Regions from separate parts of the Homo sapiens genome. Here region 1 is linked to region 2. The links are chromatin loops, found by intact Hi-C in ENCODE. Cell type or tissue: PC-9. All regions are shown on one strand.

Evidence for each region. A loop is a pair of places that touch in the nucleus more often than their neighbours do. Peaks named below come from ENCODE experiments on the same cell type or tissue, not always from the same donor. Only the 100,000 strongest peaks of a DNase experiment are listed, where the experiment ranks them.
Region 1: it touches region 2 in a loop (16-fold over the local background); 9 of 110 quality-filtered maps call a loop at or near these places.

What each region holds. Positions count from the first base shown.
Region 1 is chr1:178,718,305-178,720,804 of GRCh38, reverse strand. No RefSeq gene overlaps it. Among named protein-coding and RNA genes, the nearest start is that of RALGPS2, 5.7 kb to the left of the region's middle. In PC-9, no CTCF peak of the experiment used is centred here; no DNase peak of the experiment used is centred here.
Region 2 is chr1:178,605,410-178,607,909 of GRCh38, reverse strand. No RefSeq gene overlaps it. Among named protein-coding and RNA genes, the nearest start is that of C1orf220, 64 kb to the right of the region's middle. RefSeq lists enhancers at 1,690-1,829, 1,840-1,989. In PC-9, no CTCF peak of the experiment used is centred here; no DNase peak of the experiment used is centred here; H3K27ac peaks cover 534 bases.

The sequences.
Region 1 (2,500 bases), 110 kb before region 2:
CAAGATATCCTCAGGAGCCAACAAGTACTGTACTTAGTACTCTTCACCATACACTAAGTAATCACAGCCTTCTATGTTCCTGCACTCTTCTGAGTCTAATGGATTTGGTGGCCCTCATAATTGATCTTTCTGCTGTGCCTTCTTGTTGCTGCCCCTGCTGCTACAGGTTAGCTCTGCACACACATTTCACACACATACACCTCCCCTTGAATTGTCTTATCATGTTAGAGTGGGCTGGGGAAACTAACCAATGTTTAAAAATGCATATAAGGCTGGGCACGGTGGCTTACGCCTGTAATCCCAGCACTTTGGGAGGCCAAGGTGGGCAGATCACCTGAGGTCAGGAGTTCGAGACCAGCCTGGCTAACATGATGAAACCCTGTCTTTACTAAAAATACAAAAAATTAGCTGGGCAAGGTGATGGGTGCCTGTAATCCCAACTACTCGGGAGGCTGATGCGGGAGAATCAGTTGAACCCTAGAGGCGGAGGTTGCAGTGAGCTGAAATCTTGCCACTGCACTCTAGCCTGGGCAACAAGAGCAAAACTCTGTCTCAAAATAAATAAATAAATAAATAAATAAATAAATAAGCATATAAAATAAGAAAAGGCTAAAACAACTCTGATATTTTGGGGGCATTTACTTAGTGTAAAGACCTTTCACTTGCTTTGATATTTTCCTCTATATTTTGGATCATTACATTTACCAGGCAACTTTTTTTCCAGATAAGTGAATTATTATTGTATTCTACTTCCTTTATAATATTTTTAAGCATTATTCTTTATATTTAATGATAGGAAAGGATTTTGGTTGAGTGTTCATCTCTATAGTTTTCTTTTTATATATCCTGCATGTTAAAATAGGTTAGAAATTTTTTAAAAAAACAGGAATTCATAAAGGCATACCAATAATTAATTGATAAAACAAATGGAGAAAAAGGAAATACTCTTGCTTATGGTAGAGTGTTGAGAGATTGTTGAAGTTAGAAAATCATCATTTTGCAACCAGTTAGGGCAAAGATTGGGTAAGGCAAAAACCATCTTATATCTAAACATAGGAAGAAATGTTGATGAGGAACAAGATATTTGCATGATCTTAGAGTATTTTTCCATAGACTTCTTATTAGTTGCAAGGAAATGAGTAATTATACACTGGATAAATTGGACAAAACCCTCACCAGGTGATCAAAATTAACATCACAATTGAGGGACAGACGGACATCATTTGCCTCCAGATGTGATTCCCCGAAGACATAGCATATAATGAGGAAATGAGGAATCTAATGAGGAAATACCAGACAAATTCCAAGTGAGCAACGTTTTGTTTTGTTTTTTAAAAGAGGTAAGGGGTGCTGTATCCTTCAAAGATGTCACTGTCATAAAAGACAAAGGCTGTGAAAATATTCCAGCTGAAGAGCCATGACAACTAAATGTAATATGAGATACTAGACTAGATTCTTTCCTGGAGGAGGAAAAAAATGCTATATTGGACATTATTCAGTTAATTGGAAAACTGATGGTAGATTGATCAGATAAAAATATTTCATCAATGTTAAAGTCACTGAAATTGGTAACTGTGCTGTGGTTATGTCTCTATTCTTAGACAATATATACTAAAGTATTTCAGAATAAAGGGCCAGGACATAGGTATGGTTCTGAAAAAACACACACACACACACACATATATAGTGAGAGAGAAAACAGAAATGATAAAAAGGTAAAATGTTAATAATAGGCGACTCTGGGTAAAGAGTAGATATTATTTGCAGTCTTTCTATAATTTTGAAATTAGTTCAAAATAGAACGGTTTATTTAAGGTTACAATTTTAAAGAAGCAAGAGCAGCAGAAGTAAGCAATTCATAGACTATAACATCAGAGTAATTTTAAATAACCACCTTACTGCAAGATCCCTTATGCTTTCTGAAGTTGTTGACTGCCTCCATGAAATTGTCTCACCTTTCAGGTTAAAATTAGAGACAAGATGTCTTATAATTGAAGAGGCATCTTATTCACCTTTTCATTTTATAAATGAGGGAACTGAGACTCAGAGATTCAAGAGACTTGCTCAAAGTCCCTTAACCAGTTATGACAGAGGACAATCTTGATTCTACTTCTATCTCTACAACTGCTAAGCTGCTACTGCCAGTTTCTATCACTGTCTCTCTTCTCTCCTTCCTGACTCTGAGTTTCCTAATAGCTTTGTATTGTCTTCTTTCTATGATTATACAAGGAACCCATATGCGGCCTTACTCTTTGAACTATCACTGCTCCACTAGTAATTCTTACCCAGGCTTCTGTAGCACATCTCTCATTGCCCCCATGATGTCTACATTAGGACATTTCATCATCAGTTCAACCTCTGTAGGTTCAAACTGAAAAACAAATAGAAGAAAAAATTGTAACGGCTAAGAAAATCTATTCAACCTTACCAATAATCAAAGAAATGCACATTAAAACAAGATTTGTTTTGCCTAATAGCTTGCCCAATTAATAAGATTTGT
Region 2 (2,500 bases):
TTTCTTGTGAGGACTTCCCTGACATCGAAGACTACTATGGTTTACTCCTCTGGGCTCACACAGCACTTGGTCTCTATTGCTGACCTATACATGGTTATCACATAGTTCAAGAATTCCTTGACTCTTGGGGCATAGTTGTCACCTTTTAGGTAGTCTGCTAATCCTATGACTCCTCTCTATTTTTTCAAGACTTGCCTCTTACGCAGCAACCCTATTTGGCCACAGCTGATGGACAAGGGTGAACCCCTGGGCCAATAAGATTCTCTCTTCAGGGACTTTAGAATTGACAGCCAGGATGTTGGTCAGTATTGCTGGAAGTGAGAACACGGCCTTCAGGAGTTGACTCAGCCTTTGTGAAGTGCCCATTTTTGGCCCACCCAGGTACACAGAGGTAGAGAATGTTGTCTGCCAAGGAGATCCAAAAGCAATGAACAGACACCAGAAGCCACGTAACCCAGTGAGAGAAAATGACTGAAAGAAAGCACCTTGGTATCTGAAAGCTTTCTAATTCAGGGTTCCAGTGCTTGAGAGGCCCAGCTATAGTTTCAGCAGCTTTGGGCTCTGTGAACTATCCCTGTATAAATAAATGTCTCCCTTGTGTTTAAGAAAGATGGGTATCATAAAATCATGTGAATGTTCGGTAATAGAGACACATCCAAAGTTTCACGGGGCACCTGGAGGTGAGGGAAAGTAGTCAGGAATGGCTTTCTGTAGAAGGTGATGTTGGTTGGACCAGTAGGGAGGGCACTTCAGACAGCGAGAACAGCATAAGCAATGCTGGGAGCTGCAAGCAGTTCAGTGTTGCTGGCACATAAAGGCATGGACTGGCCAGGAGTGAGGCTGGCCGGAGAGGGTGGCCAGGGGCCCAGTCAGGAGCATCTTGGGTGCCATGGGAAGGAGCCTGGACTTTATCCTGCAGGTCAGGGGTTCTCAACCATGTTTGCACATTAGGATTTCCTGGGAAATTTTAAAAAGAAATATGGTTTCTTTCTCCCATCCAGTCCACTTAAATCAGAATCTCTGGGAATGGAAGCAGGAACTGATTTTTTTTTTTTTTAAGGGCCCAGGTGATTCTAATGAGCAGATAGGCTGGAGAACCTGACAGGATGCCTTGAAGGGGTTTAAGTGAGATATAGACATGGTTTTAGAAAGATCACCATAGATGCTAGACTTTGAGGATGAGACAGAAGGCGGGGTGACTGTGGGCAAACTGCTGCAGTGTGCAGGGAGACGCTGAAGAGAACCTGAAATGGGATGAGGGTGCCAGAATAGAGGGGAAGTTTGCAAACATTATTTAGGAGACAAAATAGTTTTCAGTTTAAGATTTAGTGACTGGAGAGAGATGGAAGGTAGTCAGGGTTGTCCTGAGGGTCCTAGCTTGGGTGACTAAAATTGCCCCAGGCGGCACTCACCAGGGTTAAGCTGTGGATGTGTGGAATATGAGGTGGTGCCTGGTAAAGATCAGGCAGCTGAATAAGGCACCTAAGGCTTCAGGGCTAGACCAGGTGGAAACAAATTTCAGTTTCACAGCTCATTTTGAGTGTTGTCATTTATTTTTTATCATTTATTGAGGAGAACCTCCAAAAAAAAGTCACTTTTGTAGGTTACAAGGTGTTATGGGTGTTGAAAGCAGAGTGAGCCCCACCCCAGACCACCTCCTGAGACAGGGTGTGATGTGTGTCTCCAAGTGCCTTGAAGTCAAGTGACTTCTCAGAGAGGTCTAAAATTAGCAGAGCAGCTGTGCCTAGTGGGTGGCAACACCTCAGCTCACTAGGCCGAGAATGGGGCCTTCCTGCTGTGGGCTCTGTTGTGTGAGTAGGTCAGGAGTTAAAAGCAAGAATCTGTTTCTTTGGAGAATTTCCCCAGGAGCTGCATGTAGTCCCAGTGTGCTCAAAGAGAAGAGAAAATGTCTTCTGTTGCCAGGTGGAAGGGAAAGAACAGGGAGGGGTATGTTGGAAAGAAGCTTCATAGAAGGGCTGATTTTCAAGAACGTTCTCTATGGAAATGACGCCCTTAATGACAGGTGAGGAGTGGAGGAGCTCACACTGGGGAGTCAGTTCTGACAACTGGAAACCTGCTGTGGGCTGTGTTTTGCACAGAATAATGCTGTGTAGATGCTTTTTTTTTTTTTTTTTTTTTTTTTTGAGACAGAGTCTTGCTCTGTCGCCAGGCTGGAGTACAATGGCGCGATCTCGACTCACTGCAAGCTCCGCTCCCGGGTTCACACCATTCTCCTGCCTCAGCCTCCCGAGTAGCTGGGACTACAGGTGCCCACCACACCCAGCTAATTTTTTTTTTTTTTTTTTGTATTTTTAGTAGAGATAGGGTTTCACCGTGTTAGCCAGGATGGTCTCAATCTCCTGACCTCATGATCTGCCCGCCTCAGCCTCCCAAAGTGCTGGGATTACAGGCGTGAGCCACTGCGCCCGGCCTGTAGATGCTTTCTTGTTGTGGGTTTTCACTCTCGGGGGTGGTTCAACCTGGCCTCCAGATCAGGCCT